Linked DNA regions of Mus musculus: region 2 is linked to region 1. Evidence: chromatin loops called from intact Hi-C (ENCODE). Cell type or tissue: left cerebral cortex. All regions are shown on one strand. Each heading gives the region's core, and the rest is flanking DNA. Links, peaks and the distances in the headings are about the cores only.

The links. Peaks named below come from ENCODE experiments on the same cell type or tissue, not always from the same donor. Only the 100,000 strongest peaks of a DNase experiment are listed, where the experiment ranks them.
Region 2: it touches region 1 in a loop (4-fold over the local background); 2 of 42 quality-filtered maps call a loop at or near these places.

The regions. Positions count from the first base shown.
Region 1 is chr13:65,275,884-65,284,079 of GRCm38, reverse strand. It overlaps Zfp369 (zinc finger protein 369), which reads right to left and starts at 5,226. Exons shown (of 8, transcript NM_178364.5): 1 at 5,093-5,226; 2 at 4,740-4,819; 3 at 3,692-3,818. The coding sequence starts at 5,108. In left cerebral cortex, for the core only: a CTCF peak has its summit at 4,781; DNase peaks (open chromatin) are centred at 4,825, 5,363 and 5,541; H3K4me3 peaks cover 2,298 bases; H3K27ac peaks cover 1,677 bases.
Region 2 is chr13:66,900,937-66,909,132 of GRCm38, reverse strand. It overlaps Uqcrb (ubiquinol-cytochrome c reductase binding protein), which reads left to right and starts at 3,783. Exons shown (of 4, transcript NM_026219.2): 1 at 3,783-3,840; 2 at 6,332-6,403; 3 at 7,565-7,731. The coding sequence starts at 3,822. It overlaps Gm10767 (predicted gene 10767), which reads right to left and starts at 3,718. Exons shown (of 3, transcript NM_001177750.1): 1 at 3,512-3,718; 2 at 1,824-1,982; 3 at 1-1,252. The coding sequence starts at 1,188. The coding sequence ends at 877. It also overlaps a transcript of Mterf3 not described here. In left cerebral cortex, for the core only: CTCF peaks have their summits at 1,506 (motif pointing right) and 3,483; a DNase peak (open chromatin) is centred at 3,789; H3K4me3 peaks cover 2,097 bases; H3K27ac peaks cover 1,451 bases.

The DNA of each region.
Region 1 (8,196 bases), core at 2,069-7,068:
CATGTCTGACAGCACACCTAGAAGCTCTAGAACTAAAGGAAGCAAATTCACCCAAGAGGAGTAGACTGCAGGAAATAATCAAACTTAAGGCTGAAATCAACCAAGTGGAAACAAAAAGAACTATTCAAAGAATCAACCAAACTAGGAGCTGGTTCTTTGAGAAAATCAACAAGATAGATAAACCCTTAGCAAGACTAATTAGAGGGCACAGGGACAGTATCCTAATTAACAAAATCAGAAATGAAAAGGGAGACATAACAACAGATCCTGAGGAAATCCAAAACTTCATCATATCCTACTACAAAAGGCTATACTCAACAAATATGGAAAACCTCAATGAAATGGACAACTTCCTAGACAGATACCAGGTACCAAAGTTAAGTCAGAATCAGATTAATGATCTAAACAGTCCCATTTCCCCTAAAGAAGTAGAAGCAGTCATTAACAGTGTCCCAACCAAACAACAACAACAACAACAACAAAAAACAGCAAAAAAACAATACCAGATGGGTTTAGTGCAGAGTTCTATCAGACCTTCAAAGAAGACCTAATTCCAACTCTCCTCAAACTATTCCACAAAATAGAAACAGAAGGTACTCTACCCAGTTCATTCTATGAAGCCACAATTACTCTGATACCTAAATCACACAAAGATCCAACAAAGAAAAAGAACTTCAGACCAATTTCCCTTATGAATATTGATGCAAAAATATTCAATAAAATTCTTGCAAACCAAATCCAAGAACACATCAAAACAATCATCATCATGACCAAGTAGGCTTCATCCCAGGGATGCAGGGATGGTTTAATATATGGAAATCAATCAATGTAATCCACTATATAAACTAACTCAAAGACAAAAATCACATGATCATCTTATTAGATGCTGAGAAAGCATTTGACAAAATCTAACACCCATTCATAATAAAAGTCATGGAAAGATCAGGAATTCAAGGCCCATACCTAAGCATAATAAAAGCAATCAACAACAAACCAGTAGCCAACAACATCAAACTAAATGGAGAGAAACTCGAAGAAATACCACTAAAATTGGGGACTAGACAAGGCTGCCCACTTTCTCCCTACCTATTCAATATAGTACTTGAAGTCCTAGCCAGAGCAATTCGACAACAATAGGAGATCAAGGGGATACAAATTGTAAAGGAAGAAGTCAAAATATTACTATTTGCAGATGATATGATAGTGACCCTAAAAATTCCACCAGAGAACTTCTAAACCTGATAAACAGCTTCAGTGCAGTAGCTGGATATAAAATTAACTCAAACAAATCAATTGCCTTTCTCTACACAAAGGATAAACAGGATGAGAAAGAAATTAGGGAAACAACACCCTTCACAATAGTCACAAACAATATAAAATACCTTGGTGTGACTCTAACTAAGGAAGTGAAAGATCTGTATGATAAGAACTTCAAGTCTTTGAAAAAAGAAATTGAAGATCTCAGAAGATGGAAAGATCTCCCATGCTCATGGATTAGCAGGATTGATATCATAAAAATGGCCATCTTGCTGAAAGCAATCTACAGATTCAATGCAATCCCCATCAAAATTCCAACTCAATTCTTCACTGAGTTAGAAAGGGCAATTTGCAAATTCATCTGGAATAACAAAAAATCAAGAATAGCAAAAACTATTCTCAACAATAAAAGAACCTCTGGTGGAATCACCATGCCTGACCTCAAGCTGCACTACAGAACAATTGTGATAAAAACTGCCTGGTGCTGGTATAGTGACAGACAAGTAGACCAATGGAATAGAATTGAAGACCCAGAAATGATCCCACTTGATTACAAGGTCACTTGATTACAAGGGAGTTAAAACCATCCAGTGGAAAAAAGACAGCATTTTCAACAAATGGTGCTGGCACAACTGGCAGTTATCATGTAGAAGAATGCTAATTGACCCATTCTTATCTCCTTGTACAAAGCTCAAGTCTAAGTGGATCAAAGACCTCCACATAAAACTGGAGACACTGAAATTTATAGAGAAGAAAGTGGGGAAAAACCTTGAAGATATGGGCACAGAGGAAAAATTCCTGAACAGAACAGCAATGGCTTGTGCTGTAAGATCAAGAATCGACTAATGGAACCTCATAAAATTGCAAAGCTTCTGTAGGGCAAAAAATACTATCAATAAGACAAAAAGGCCACCAAGAGATTGGGAAAGAATTTTTACCCATCCTAAATCTGATAGGGGACTAATACCCAATATATACAAAGAGCTCAAGAAGCTGAACTCCAGAAATTCAAATAACCCCATTAAAAAATGGGGTACAGAGTTAAACAAAGAATTCTCAATTGAGGAATACCGAAGGGCTCAGAGGCACTTGAAAAAATGTTCAACATCCTTAATCATCAGGGAAATGCAAATCAAAACAACCCTGAGATTCCTCCTCACACCAGTCAGAATGGATAGGACCAAAAATTCAGGTGACAGCAGATGCTGGCGAGGATGTGGAGAAAGAGGAACACTCCTCCATTGCAGGTGGGATTGCAAGCTTGTACAACCACTCTGGAAATCAGTCTGGCGGTTCCTCATTAAACTGGACATAGTACTACAGGAAGATCCAGCAATACCTCTCATGGGCATATACCCAGTAGATGTTCCAACTGGTAATAAGAACACATGCTCCACTATGTTCATAGCAGCCTTATTTATAATAGCCAGAAGCTGGAAAGAACCCAGATGTCCCTCAACAAAGGAATGGATATAAAAAAATGTGGTACTTTTACACAATGGAGTACTATTCAGCTATTAAAAACAATGAATTTATGAACTTCTTAGGCAAATGGATGGATCTGGAGGATATCATCCCGAGTGAGGTAATCCAATCACAAAACAAGTGTCTTGATATGCACTCACTGATAAGTGGATATTAGCCCAGAAACTTAGAATCCCCAAGATACAATTTGCCAAACACAAGAAAATCAAGAAGAGGGATGACCAATGTGTGGATACTTCATTCCTCCCTAGAATGGGGATGAAAATACCCATGGAAGGAGTTACAGAGACAAAGTTTGGAGCTAAGATGAAAGGATGGACCATCCAGAGACTGCTCCACCCGGTGGTTCATCCCATAATCAGCCAACAAACACAGACACTATTGCATATGCCAGCAAGATATTGCTGAAAGAACCCTGATACAGCTGTCTCTTGTGAGGCTATCCCAGTGCCTGGCAAATACAGAAGTGGATGCTCAAAGTCATCTGTAGGATGGAACACAGGGTCCCCAATGGAGGAGCTAGACAAAGTACCCAAGGAGCTGAAGGGTTCTGCAACCCTATAGGTGGAACAACAATATGAACTAACCAGTACCCCCAGAGCTCGTGTCACTAGCTGCATATGTAGCAGAAGATGGGCTAGTTGGCCATCATTGGGAAGAGAGGCCCCTTTGTCTTGCAAACTTTTTATGCCTCAGTACAGGAGAATCCCATGGCCAAGAAGTGGGAGTGAGTGGGTAGGGGAGCAGGGTGAGGGGAGGGTACAGGGGTAAATGAAGAAAATATCTAATAAAAAATTTAAAAAAAAAAGAAAATGTCAGAGTTGGGTGGGGGCAGGTAGAGTCAAGCCTGGCATTGAACTTCTAATCCTCCTCCACCTCTGAAGTCCTGGAATTAAAAGCGTGCTGCACCCACCCAAACAAGTGTTTATTAAAGTGGAGCCTGGCTTACCTACTGAAATCATGTTATTGAGGTTCTCCATCATGATTTCCCTGTACAGGCACTTCTGTTGGCGATCTAGCAGTGCCCACTCTTCCTCGGTAAATCTCAGTGATACATCTTCAAACTTCACAGATTCCTAAAAGCCATAAGATGCAGTTCAGCCGCAGGTTTTCCTCTTCCATGGTGTCAGAAAAATAGAAAGGCTGAGCAAGATGACCCAGCTACATTTTACTTATCTCATGTTCCTTTGTCTGAATCCTTGAGCAAATCGGTCTGACACTAATCAGGGGACAAGTGAGACTGTGGTCTATGAAAACCTGTTCATTTCTCACTAACCAGGGGATAGGACTGTTGGCTCCCATCTATACCTCTTTTCTTGTTTTTGAATTATCACTTCTTTAAAGTAGCTGCTGAAAACTAAACATGAGCCTCTTATCTTCTAACACCTGTCAGTTTCTCTCAACCAGATCCCCAGCTTTTGTTGTTGTTGTTGTTGTTCTGTCGAGATAGGGTTTCTCTGTATAGCCCTGGCTGTCCTGGAACTCACTCTGTAGACCAGGCTGGCCTCAAACTCAGAAATCGGGCCTGCCTCTGCCTCCCAAGTGCTGGGATTAAAGGCTTGTGCCACCAAAGCCTGGCCAGATCCCCAGCTTTAAAAAAAAAAAAAAAAAAAGTTGAAAAGGACTGGTGAGATGGCTCAGTGGGTAAAGGCTACCAAGCCTGAGTTTGATTGATCTCCAGGACTCATGTTGAAAGAAGGGTAGCAATCCGGAAAGGTGCCCACAAGCAGGCAATAGCACACATGTGCATACCCACACACAAAATAAATGTAATAGAAACATTTTTTGTTTTTGAATTGAAAAGCTTCAATCTGGCTTGCCTCAATCTGGCTTGCCAGTTCCAGTTCAGAAATCGGTTTGTTTGTTTCTTCTATTCTAACCCCCCTCTTGGGCAGTCCTTCAACTCCTCCCGTAACTCTAGGGTATTTGAGAGCAAACATCTCACCACTAGCCGGCCCCTGAGCCGTCACAAAAGCTGAAAAGAAGCCTTTACTCACATGGGGCCAGGTTGTTGGAAGCGTGGAAGCCATACTGTCCTCAGTGTTCTCTAGCGGTAGGAGGCAGAATGCTGATCGTCCTGAAGGTGGAAGAGGCACTAAGGAATGTGCCCAGTGGCTCCCCCACTTCTGCCCATATTCCGACCTCTGCAGGACATAACCAGTCCGCCCCAAAATTGCCAAGTGCCCAGTGAGTCCTCTCCCCGACTCCCATAAGCTTACAAAACAGGTTCCCCTCTAACCGAGAGGGGATGGTTGATGTCCTCCAATCCAGAATGCGGTCGGTTTTCTTAAACCGTGTTCCCCATCTAGAACGGGATGCCTCCTCAGGATCCGGACCCACGACTACACACCTTCTCCGGGGTCCATAGAAGTGGAGCCACTAACGAAGCCGACACTGGACTCCGGAGGCTGCAAATGAAACAGAAGATAGGAGTTGTCCCCGACGGGCTTTCACGCAGCGTTACGAGTGCTTGCGATAAACACAATGGCTCTTGCCTGTCGGTCTAGCCCCTGAGTCGGCTCGCTGGTCCGGACTACAACTCCCAGGCGCCCCCGCGGACGTCGAGCGGCGGCAATCTGTTGGCGTCCTTCCTGTTGGCAGGCTAAGCCGAAGTCCGTAAGCGTCTGCTACTGGCTGCTAAAGAACTAGGATGAAGCCTTTGAAGGAGGCTACTAAGATGCTAAGCATCTCCGTGGACAGAGACCGAGACTAGGAGGGAGTCGAACCCACTAACAGGAGCAAATGAACTTGGACAAACCGGAAGAAGTGCTGGTGTTAGATCGGCTGGGGGATGCTCGCCTTGTAGCAGAGTAAGGAGGGCGGAAGGAGGGCGGAAGGAGGGGACACACAGAATACACAGCTCGACTAGTGTAGAGGGGAGGGACCCGGATGGGGACTGGCTGTGGGTCGAAGGCAAGAGAAGACAAAGTCATTTAACCGAGTTTCCTTAGGGGAAGGAGAAAAGAATGCAATCGTGCTGTAGTTTCAGCGGTGTCCTTAAAGGGAGAGGAAGAAAGGACTAAACCGTAGAAACAGAAAGCCATTAGGCATTGGAATTAAAATTTTACTCGTTTCTATGAGAGGACAGGCGTTTGCGTCCAGATCTGTAGAGTGAGCAGGGTTGTATGGTTTAGGCAGGGTTGTATGGTCTTACAACGTTTAGGTGGTAAGTGTGGAGACCTGGTGGACTTGAAGGATATGGTAGGCTACACTAAATGTCCTCTCCAGTTTTCCCCAGCAGAGGAAGGGATGTAGTGAAAATTCTAGAATTTTGGTTTCTTGAAAAAAAAAAAAACCAAATATTATAAGAAGGTGCTTTTATTTTGATTCCGGGTATAGGGACGTAGGGCTGCTTCCGACTGCCTGAAGCAACTGACCATGATTTATTTGCCTTGTGCTCTAGCAGAATCGCGGTTCTGTCTGCAGCAGAGTTTTGGTAATTGTGTTATATTTGGAACTCTGGGAACTTTTCAGAGGGTATATAAATGTTAGAGCCCGATAGGCTGGGGGCTGGGGTGGGCCAGTTGTTGGTTGTATAGGGAGGAGGTTGGTTGTAGTTTGTTAGTAGCTGAGGCCAAAGGAGAAGCAAGAGAAAAGAAATCAGATTCGGGGATCTTCCTAATCACTCTCTCCCCTCTACTCTTGTTCCTTTCCTGTCTAGTGTTAGGGGGTAGAAAGGGGGGTAAGGATAATAATGGGAGGAAAAAGAGAACCGACAAAGTAGCAAAGACCAGTTACAAAGGGACACGGAGGATCAGAGATGTATGAGGAGAATTAAAATTACCCTCAGTCCCAGGGAGGCTAACTGTAAATATCCATGCATATGGAGAGCTCTTAGGGCAGCTTCTAGGAATTTGGCAGAAATTTGACATTAGACTAGAACACAGAAGTAGGCTCAGGCAAGAATTTGACTTTGGGCTAGGACAAGAAAGTAGGCTCAAGATCTTGATCATCTTGTAAGTCCCTGAATACCACGGGACCTTGTTTATTGCCTTGTTTGTTCCTTGACTGAAAACTGACCTTATTCTCTGCATGTACTTAGAATGGCATAAAAACAGACTGGAGAAAAATAAACCCACTTCAGCCTCTGCACAGGTTTGAGTGGTATTAAGTCTAATTGTCTTTTTCTTTTCAATCCTCACTCCCTCCCTTGAGACCCTGTTGACTGACTGAGCTGGCTTGATCACACACAGGGATTCATTTGTACGATACACATCAAGAGGATGTGGGTTCTGGTAATGCCAGTTATTAGGTAACCTGTGACTAGGTTTGTTCCTATTGGCAGATTAGATTGGGGGAACCTGAAGTCTGCCCCTGATCATAATTTGGTATGTTTGTAACTCTAGACAGCTCAGAACAACAAAGAATTCTGTTGTGTTCCTTATACTGTCTAGTATTCTATTCCTAGGGTCTCTTTATATTCTGTTCTGATTTATGTAATCTTGTCTTATTTGGGATCCAGACATACTGATGCCTAGAGCCTAGCGACCTATCCTTCTCAACCCAGGGTTTATGTATTCCTTTGAGGTTTCTAAATAGGGTTGGCAACACTGTGTCTAACTGTGGTCATGCTTCTTATTCTTACGGCTAAAATAGACTACATATTGTTCTTAATGTTTTTTTAAATTTTATTTTATGTATATGTGTACACTGTAGCTATCTTCCGATGCATCAGAAGAGGGCGTCAGATCTCATTACAGATGGTTGTGAGCCACCATGTGGTTGCTGGGAATTGAACTCGGGACATCAGGAAGAAGAGTCAGTGCTCTTAACTGCTGAGCCATCTCTCTAGCCCTGTTAATTTTTTCTGCAATTAATTTTTATATTTGGTATTGACTCAGATTATTATGCCACTTTTACTATGATAATACTTCCTTGGAATTTTTCATTCATTCATTCATTCCATTTCATCCTGGATCACATATATCCCAGACTGTCCTTGAACTTTGTAGTTAAGGTTAACCTTGAATTCCTAATCTTCTTGCTTGCACCTTCCTAGAGCAAGGAGTACAGATGTGGGCCACGGTGCTCATCTTTCTGTGGTGCTGGTATCGGAACTCAGAGCTTTGTGGCATATTAGGCAAACACCGATGACTGAGCTAAATCGTTAGCCCTCCTTAGAATCTCGTAGCTTTCAGAAGGACCATACCCATTGAATAAGTAATTGGTTCCTGTTTTAATATTTCAAATTAAATAACCCTGGCTGTTTGGCAGACTATTATTGTGTGACAGAGTTGTGGAAAATAGTCATTGACCGACGGGTTTTATTTTAGATGTCAGTGTGAGTTTGTTTATGAGGATCATCCAATGGTTCAATAGAGAGAGAGCTTTATTATTTTAAGGAGGCAAGTTCTCTTTTCAGTTAAAAGTTGGTTCTTATTTTTAAATGTTAAAGCTGGGTGGTGGTGTTGCACACCTTTAGTCCCAGTACTTTGGGAGGCAGAGGCAGGTGGC
Region 2 (8,196 bases), core at 1,218-6,217, 1.6 Mb before region 1:
TGTTATGAAAATATTTCAAGAATGATTGTTCTGAAGCAAGTGACAGCCTTACTATAGCTGTAAGAGGAAGCATCAAAGGTAAGCATTTGAAAATGAAAATAATCTCATAAAAATCAATACATAATACCAAACCAATCAAAATGCAACAATATTTACATGAGTATTGTGTTACAGCGTACATCCATGTCTTCCTTGTTGTAAGTTTACAAAAACCTTGGGATATACAAAATGTTGAGTGCTACCATCCCACCCTCTACCGCCTCAGGAGGCTGCACAGAAAATGAGTCCTTCCACATAGAACCAAAGCAGTTCTGGAGCTGACTCACTTATAAACCACAAGACACCATGATCACATACAAACACAGAAGCGACATACCTGTTTTACCTTTCAACTGAACTGCTGTTCAATTACTGTAAGTAATTATGGGTGTGTTTTCACAGACTGACAGTCCTAGCCTCTGAAACACTTCAGAGGCGAGCACATGTGAGCATGCTATTCTTTCATACAGCAAAAGCCAGCATTTTAATTAAAAATTTTTATTTCTGTGATACAGAATCCCTAGAGTCCAAATAAGGAAAACTCAAAACACTACCAAATCATAGAACAAAACAGTATGTAAGATAAGTCAAATAATCCTCACTCAGTAAATTTATTCCCATCAATCATCAGGTTTATAATAAGATTACTTTTTTCCAAGTCTCAAGTTCTAATCAATTAATAACCCATTCTTTAAAATAGAATGAAAAACTATGACCAACAGAAGACACACAAGCATTTAGCACGTTGTCAAAATAAAAGGTCTTTGTTAAAAGCTGCTGACATTTCTGTCAGTAGTAACCATATGGAGGCCGCTGGTTGTGGCCATACTGTGTGTACTATTGTTGATAGTAGGGCTCTGGTCTCTGCTGTGGGTAGTTGTTGTTACCCCATGTCCATCCATGCCACTGATTTGACCGGTTGTCAGTTGGCCATCCTTGTCTGTTATCCCTACCTCTAAATTGTCTGTTGTCTTGCAGCCAGTTGCCTCTATTTCTTTGGTTACCACCAGCTCTGCTATTCCATTCCTCAACAATTGGAGGGGACTCAGGAGGGCGTTTCAAGTATTCCTGGTATTCTTTGCCATCTTTCGTGAATCTGCTTGCAAACATGTCTTCAAAATTTGGAATTACTTCAGAAGTATCACTCATCTTGAAGTTCTGTACAATTTTTAAGATCCTTCTCGGGATGCGCTGGAGACCTCAGCAGTCTACACTGCACCCCGGGGAAAAGAAATCTAAAAGATTTATCTTTAAAATTTTTTTGCAGGCGTGTGTGAGGGGTGTGCCAATGCATCACATGTATATGTCAAAAATTTAAAGAATCAAAGTGTAATTTCTATGCCAGGAGGAAAGAAAGAAAACCTTTTAAAAAATATTTTTAGGATTTGTTTTAGTAATTTGTGTGTATATGTGAATGTTCACACATGCATACGGGTACCCACAAGACCAGAAGAGGGCATCAGATCTCTTAGAGCTGAAGTTATAGGTGGTGATGCAACTTGGAACTGAACTGAGGTCCTCTGGAAGGGCATCAAGTTGTTTGTAACCACTGAGCCACTACCCCAACCCCCTAAAACGTTTCAAACCAACATTAACAAGCATGAGCAAACACTAAGCCCTAGGCTTACTGCACATAAGACTGGATTTTGTGACTGTTATTCATGTATGTATGTATGTATATATATATATATATATATATATATATGTATGTATGTATGTATGTATGTATGTATGTATGTATGTATGTATATGTATATGTATATATATGATACTTTTTGACATACCTTGACATATGATCTTCTTCTTTAGCATCTTTCACCCTGGCGCTGAAACTTCTCAGGGTGAAGTTTAATGAATCCCCTTTACAATGTGCCAGTGTACAAATGTATATATTTACTCCTATCCTTCAGACTTCATGGTGGCCACTGCATATAGTCCGAGAGCTGCATCAGAAACAGAAGAAAAGGGAAGAAGGCAACGGAACTAGAACTTCTGACTAAAATCATTACATAACATTTTGGATTCATAATGAGACAGTTCTATGCTGTCCTGGGTCTCAGCTTAAGTCTGAAAGACAGCATGGTAAGACCACTATTGAGCTTTAATAAAGTACACTGTTTATATTTGAGCTATGTATCAGCAACTAATTTTGTATTGGATTCAGAACACTGGCTTTATTACTGAATAATTTTGTCTACATTTCTGTTTTTTTTTTGTTTGTTTTTTTTGTTTTGTTTTTTTTTTTTTGAGACAGGGTTTTTCTGTATAGCCCTGCTGGCTGTCCTGGAACTCACTTTGTAAACCAGGCTGGCCTCGAACTCAGAAATCTGCCTGCCTCTGGCTCCCAAGTGCTGGGATTAAAGGCGTGCACCACCACTGCCCAGCTCATTTCTGTATTTTTGACATTAAATCCAGTCCAAAATTCAGAAAAGATAGTTGATGTCAATGAGAGGGAAACCAAGAAATAATAAATAGTATCTACCTCAAAAAAAAAAAAAAAAAAGACCACTATCGAGTCATAGTAAAACTCAACAGTAACTCCACTTTCTGTCCTTAGTTTTTTATTTTAGACTCTACCTGTTGGGGTTGAGATCTTGAAAGCACAGTCTATAGTCTTTCTGCTTGCTCCATTTTTAATACTATATGCAAATTCTAAATATATCTTAGGGGTTTTGTTGTTGTTGTTTTGTTTTAGGTAAGGTCTTGCAGACTGATGCCAGATTCACTATGTAGACAACTGTAGTCTTGAACTTGCAGGGATCCTCCTGCCTCAGACTACTGAATTCTTGGATCTTGCATGTGCCATTTACTCCTACCTTAAAGTTAATATTTTTAAAGCTTATCCAACCTAACTTTCTACTAAAATTGTTTGATAGGGATTTTTAGGTGGGGAAAGTGAAGCCTAGAAGCTGAAAGTTATCTGGGATTGGTTGTGCAGCATATGATCCTAGAAATAAGGAAGCCCGAATTTGAAACTGGATTTCTCAATTCTAGTTAACAAACAAACAAACAAACCTGGACTCTACCCAATTTCAATGCCCTTGGATAACTTATTGAACTTTTCTGAGGCTCAGCTTCCTTCTCTCTTCAATACTGATAGCACCAGTAATTACACTGATGATTTAGAATTAAATGAGAATATAGCCACACTTCTGAACCCAAAGATTGCAGACCTATAGATTGAGTCTACCACAGATCGGGAAGGGGTATATCTGTGTTAACTATAAATGTTCATTATACCTGTGTTACTTCCAAAATAGTGCAGTATAACAGTTATTTGTGTGGTGCTTACTTTATATTCTGTATTAAAGTAATCCTGAGGTGATTTAAAGAATGCAATAGTGTATACATTATATTAAAACACCGCACCATTTGACATAAAGAATTTGAGCATCAAGCGTCCTCTAGCGTCCTAGCATCCCCTCCATGCATTTTGAGATGCGGTTTGCCTGAAAATCATTTACTACATTACCTGTCTCCAAGACTCCATTTATTCCGCAAAGGTTCTTTCCTATAACAGAGCATTGAATAACACTGTCTCCTAATTTCGCAGTACTTTCCCCATTGTGTCGCGAAGAATGTTTTTTGTAACAAGGCACACAAAAAGATCAGCCTAATGTGTGGAGTCCATTCAGGTAGGAAAGAGTAAATGCCTTCTGCTGGCGGTCAGAGCAGCGCCTGCCCCTCCCTTCCCCTTCCTAAAGTATCCAGGACGCCTGCGTAGGAGCCCGGCGTGTCCTCTAGGACTTACCCAGAAGGCAGCGCTTCACTCTCAGGTCAAAATGGCGGGCCGATCTGCTGGTGAGTAATTACTCCTCCTTTGTGGGTATCGTGGAGCGGTTGTATTTTCTCACGAACTTGTTCTCCTTTTGCGTTAGCTAAATAGCTAGTTTGTGATAAGAGACGTGGCGACCCAGCAGCTCAAAGGACAGGTTTCGCTGAGCCAGGTCGGGCCTGCCTGAGGGTTAGAACAGGGACCTCTGCCGGAAGGAGCCCAGCGGGGCTGACCGGGTTCGGCCTCCTTCCCCTCCGCCTTGGGACAGCTTAGGGAGGTGAGGAGGTCAGCAGACGACAGCCACAGCGAGTAGTGGGGAGCATTTGGAGTCAGGCGCAGGCCACTTCAGTGACAGTGATCGGAGCAAACAGCGCCCGAGCCCGCATGACGCTCCTAAGACTTGTCAGAAGAATTAAAAGGAAGTAAGATAGGGTTATAGTGAGGTTTCAGGTTAACCTTGGCATATCTGGACGGTGAGCTGGGGCTGCAGGGCTGTAAGGACTTTTGTTTAATGTAGGCACTAGAACAAATTTGAGATAGAGTGCCAGAATGTTTTCACATCAAATATTACTCACCCTCTCCCCTCCTATTTTTTTTTAAAGCTTAATCTTTGCCCACTGATGGTATACGTTGGAATAGTCTTTAAAAACAATACTGATAACCTTCTCACAGTCCCTGGAAATTCTGAAGGCATTAATTTTACCCATTTGACACAATTTTAGGAAAAGTATTCTGTTTTGTTGAGTTTAATACTTACGTAAGCCAGCTTCCTTTTCTGCAACAGGCTTTTGATCTATAATGTGGCAAACAGAGTAGTGCCTGACACATTTGTTAAGTAAATATTAATCGATATTATAATCACTGCTGTGTTAACAATTTAGTTCTTATGCTTTTTTTTAATATTTTTATTTTTTGAGCCAGGGTAGCCCAAGTTAGCTGTGTATTGAAGAATGACCTTGAACCTCTGATTCTTTTTTCCTCCACCCTAAAAATGCTGGAATTGCAGGAATGAATCACTATGCATGTTTTATGTAGTGCTGGAGTTGGAGCCCAGGGCTTTGTGGTGTATGTTAGGCAAGCAATATACCAACTGAGCATTAGCCCTTGACAATTTAAATTTCTCTTAGAAACAATTTTATGCATGACTTCTAATTTAAAGGTTGGAGGAAGCCATGTAGTAATCTGTACTGAGGATTAGGAAATTAGAAGGAGATAATAAGAAGGGAGCCTCTTTTTCCTTCTATGGTAAGAAAGTAGCCTTAACGCTTAGGGACTGAGAATATAGCTCAGTTGGTAAAAAGTTTGCCTTGCAATGTAAATACTGGCCTGATTTCGGTTCTCAGAACCCATTTTGTTTGTTGAGCTTTTTCTTTTTAAATAAACTGAGTTCCATTATATGAGACACGTCTCAGTAGCCCTAATCCATGCTTTTAATCCTAGAGCTGGAGACAAGGAAACAAGTGATCTTGGGGTTCACTGGCCTTTTAGCCTAATGTACTTGGCACTTCCAAGCCAGTGAGAGATGCCATCTCAAAAATGAAAAGGATGACAACGTCCTCTGGCAGTCACATGTTCCCTCCCCTACCCCTCACATTTTAAAAAGAAAGGTTAAGCTTGCTCTATCTTCTTTCTTGTACCACGTCTGGTCAACATCAGGCACTCTCCTGCTTCCTTGCCTCTTCTCCTTTACCTCTCTCAGGCTCAGTCTTCTTCCCCAAATGGTTTAAGTTTGTTTTTGAATAGAGTTTTTTGCATGCTAGGCACGAACTCTAAGGCTGAACCATATTCCCAGCCCCTATTTTAGTTTTTGTATCTCTGTTTGTTTGTTTGTTTGTTTGTTTGTTTACACAAGGCTTGGTATTCACAGTCTCAACTTCCTGCATGCTGAGATTACAGGCATGCTTTGTTACATTAAGAGATTTAAATTTAACATTGAATGTTTCTTCTTATCCATGTTCAAATACTATTATTCCCTTGACGAACAGTTTGCTGTTTGAGAAAAGGAAAATAGGCTTCTTTTACTAATATATTGGTATTTAAATTAGCTGATAGTATGAAAGTTTTTCTAGAAATAATTATAAATTATATTTTATGTAAAATTATAATTTTAAGGATGATAGCCAAATAAGACAATGTAAACTAAAAGTTTTGGAGACTAGAGGCCTGCCACTTAACCTGAAATCTTATAGCTCCACCTCCTTGGAAAAGAAAAAGTTATTTCCGCAGCTACAAAAGACAGAAGTGCTTCAGATCCTTTCCTGTCTCTGGTCCTTCAGTTCTTATGGTAGCAGGAGAAGGGTGTTGGACTCTGAGAACCCAAAGTGGCAGGAAGTATACCTGTGGCTATTAGGCACCTTTAGTTTTGAGTTTACCATTTGTTCCCACAGTGTCATGAGTGAAATGATTATCTACATTGTATACAAGGGGATTCTTAGGTTTATAAGATAACTGGTTCTTTACCAATTGGTCTATTGCTTTGTAAGTATATTGTAGCAACTAACATTGTGGTAATTATAGTTTCAGCATCAAGCAAGTGGCTGGATGGTTTTCGAAAGTGGTATTATAATGCTGCAGGATTCAATAAACTGGGTGAGTATCCATTCTGTGGTCCTCCTTCTCTTGTTCTCCCTGAATTCAGTACTTTTAAAGAATTCCTATAGTTCAAAAGAGATCATTTGTTTTTGTGTGTATCAGATTTAAAAATAAACTGTTTTTGAATTTTTGATCTTTATGTGGTGTTTGAACTTAGTGTTGTCTACTTAGCAGTGAACTTCACATTGTGGTCTAGAAGCCGAATGGAAGCATCAGCAGATCTTAGGGTTTCTTGGTATAAATTTGAGTTCTTTATGCCTTTAAAAAATTTATCAGTTGCACATATACCAAGGTGTGCTTGTGGAGGTTAGAGGAAGACTTCTGGAAGCTAGTTCTCCTTCCTTCATGGTGTCCAGGGATCAGACTTTGGACTGTAAATAGTACCTTCACCTGCCTACCCACCTCCCTGGTCAGTCCCAGTTATATCATATAATGATCTCAGATTAGAAGAAGAGATGGGGTCCACATGGTTTCAAGGTCAAGGTACACATTTTACATGCTTTCTGAACTGATTCATAGTGCTTTTAAAAAGCCTATATATTTCTTCAAGCAGTAACTTGGGCCTAAAACACATTTGGTTTCTATCTTTCTTTGTTCATTAGAAGAGAAAAGTTCTATGTGGAGGAGATAGCTCAGTGACTCCACAGGTCTGATGATCTGAGTTCAGAACCCACATAAAAGTTGACACAGCGCAAGCAGTGTGCTACTCTGGGAAGGTGGGAGCAGAGACAGGAATCGCTAGACACTGGGTGGTTAGCTTATATAGTAGCAGCACAGGGACGATCTCAAACAAGGTGAAAACTCAAGGACTGATACCTCAGGTTTACCCTTTGGCCTCCACATGTACTGGAGATACGTGTGTACATGTACACATACACACACACACACACACACACACACACACACACACACACACATACATGAAAAGCTCCTACCAGATATGGTGAGTTATGTAATTTTATTATTGGGGAGGCAGAGGCAAGAAGATGGTTGTTTCGAGGCAAATGAGTCTAAGGCTGATTGGGAAGAAACAAATGATTCTCTATGAGTTCAATGCTAGCAATGGCTACAAAATGAGGCTGTCTGAAAAGTGCAAAACAAACAAAAATCACTTTTTTTGGATTGTTCTTTAATCTGGTTCTTCTGTTCCTATTGCAGGGTTAATGCGAGATGATACACTACATGAAACTGAAGATGTAAAAGAAGCCATAAGAAGGCTTCCTGAGGACCTTTATAATGACAGGATGTTTCGAATTAAGAGAGCCCTGGACCTGACTATGAGGCATCAGATCTTGCCTAAGGATCAGTGGACAAAATATGAGGAGGTAGAACAGGTTTGATGTGTCTAGCAGTGTTAGTCACTCAAGATGCAGTATCAGAAACAGGAGAAACATGCTTGTTTGTTCAGTGTTTTAGTGTTCTCCACATCATGCTACATAAGTAGCATTTCAGCAACCAGGTGAGGTTAGTAGAAAGCTGTTGGCTCTATTTTAAATAACAACAAGGTGAGACTTGGAGGTGAAGTGACTTCTGACATCACTAAGCTAGTCTTTAGTATGGAAAGCCTGGGCTAGAATTCAGATTTTTCTGCCTTATCAGCCATATTGCTTTCCCTCTACTTTGGTTCCTGCTCTATGAAGAGTTTTAGTTATGTGAAGTCTATTGAGTGATTTTTGTAGCTCTGTGCATGGACATCTGTCCTCAAAAGTCAGGCAAGCTTATAGGCATTGTACACCTTCTCCTGACCTGCTCACTGCATGATCTTTCAGAGGTTTTATATTTAAAAAGCA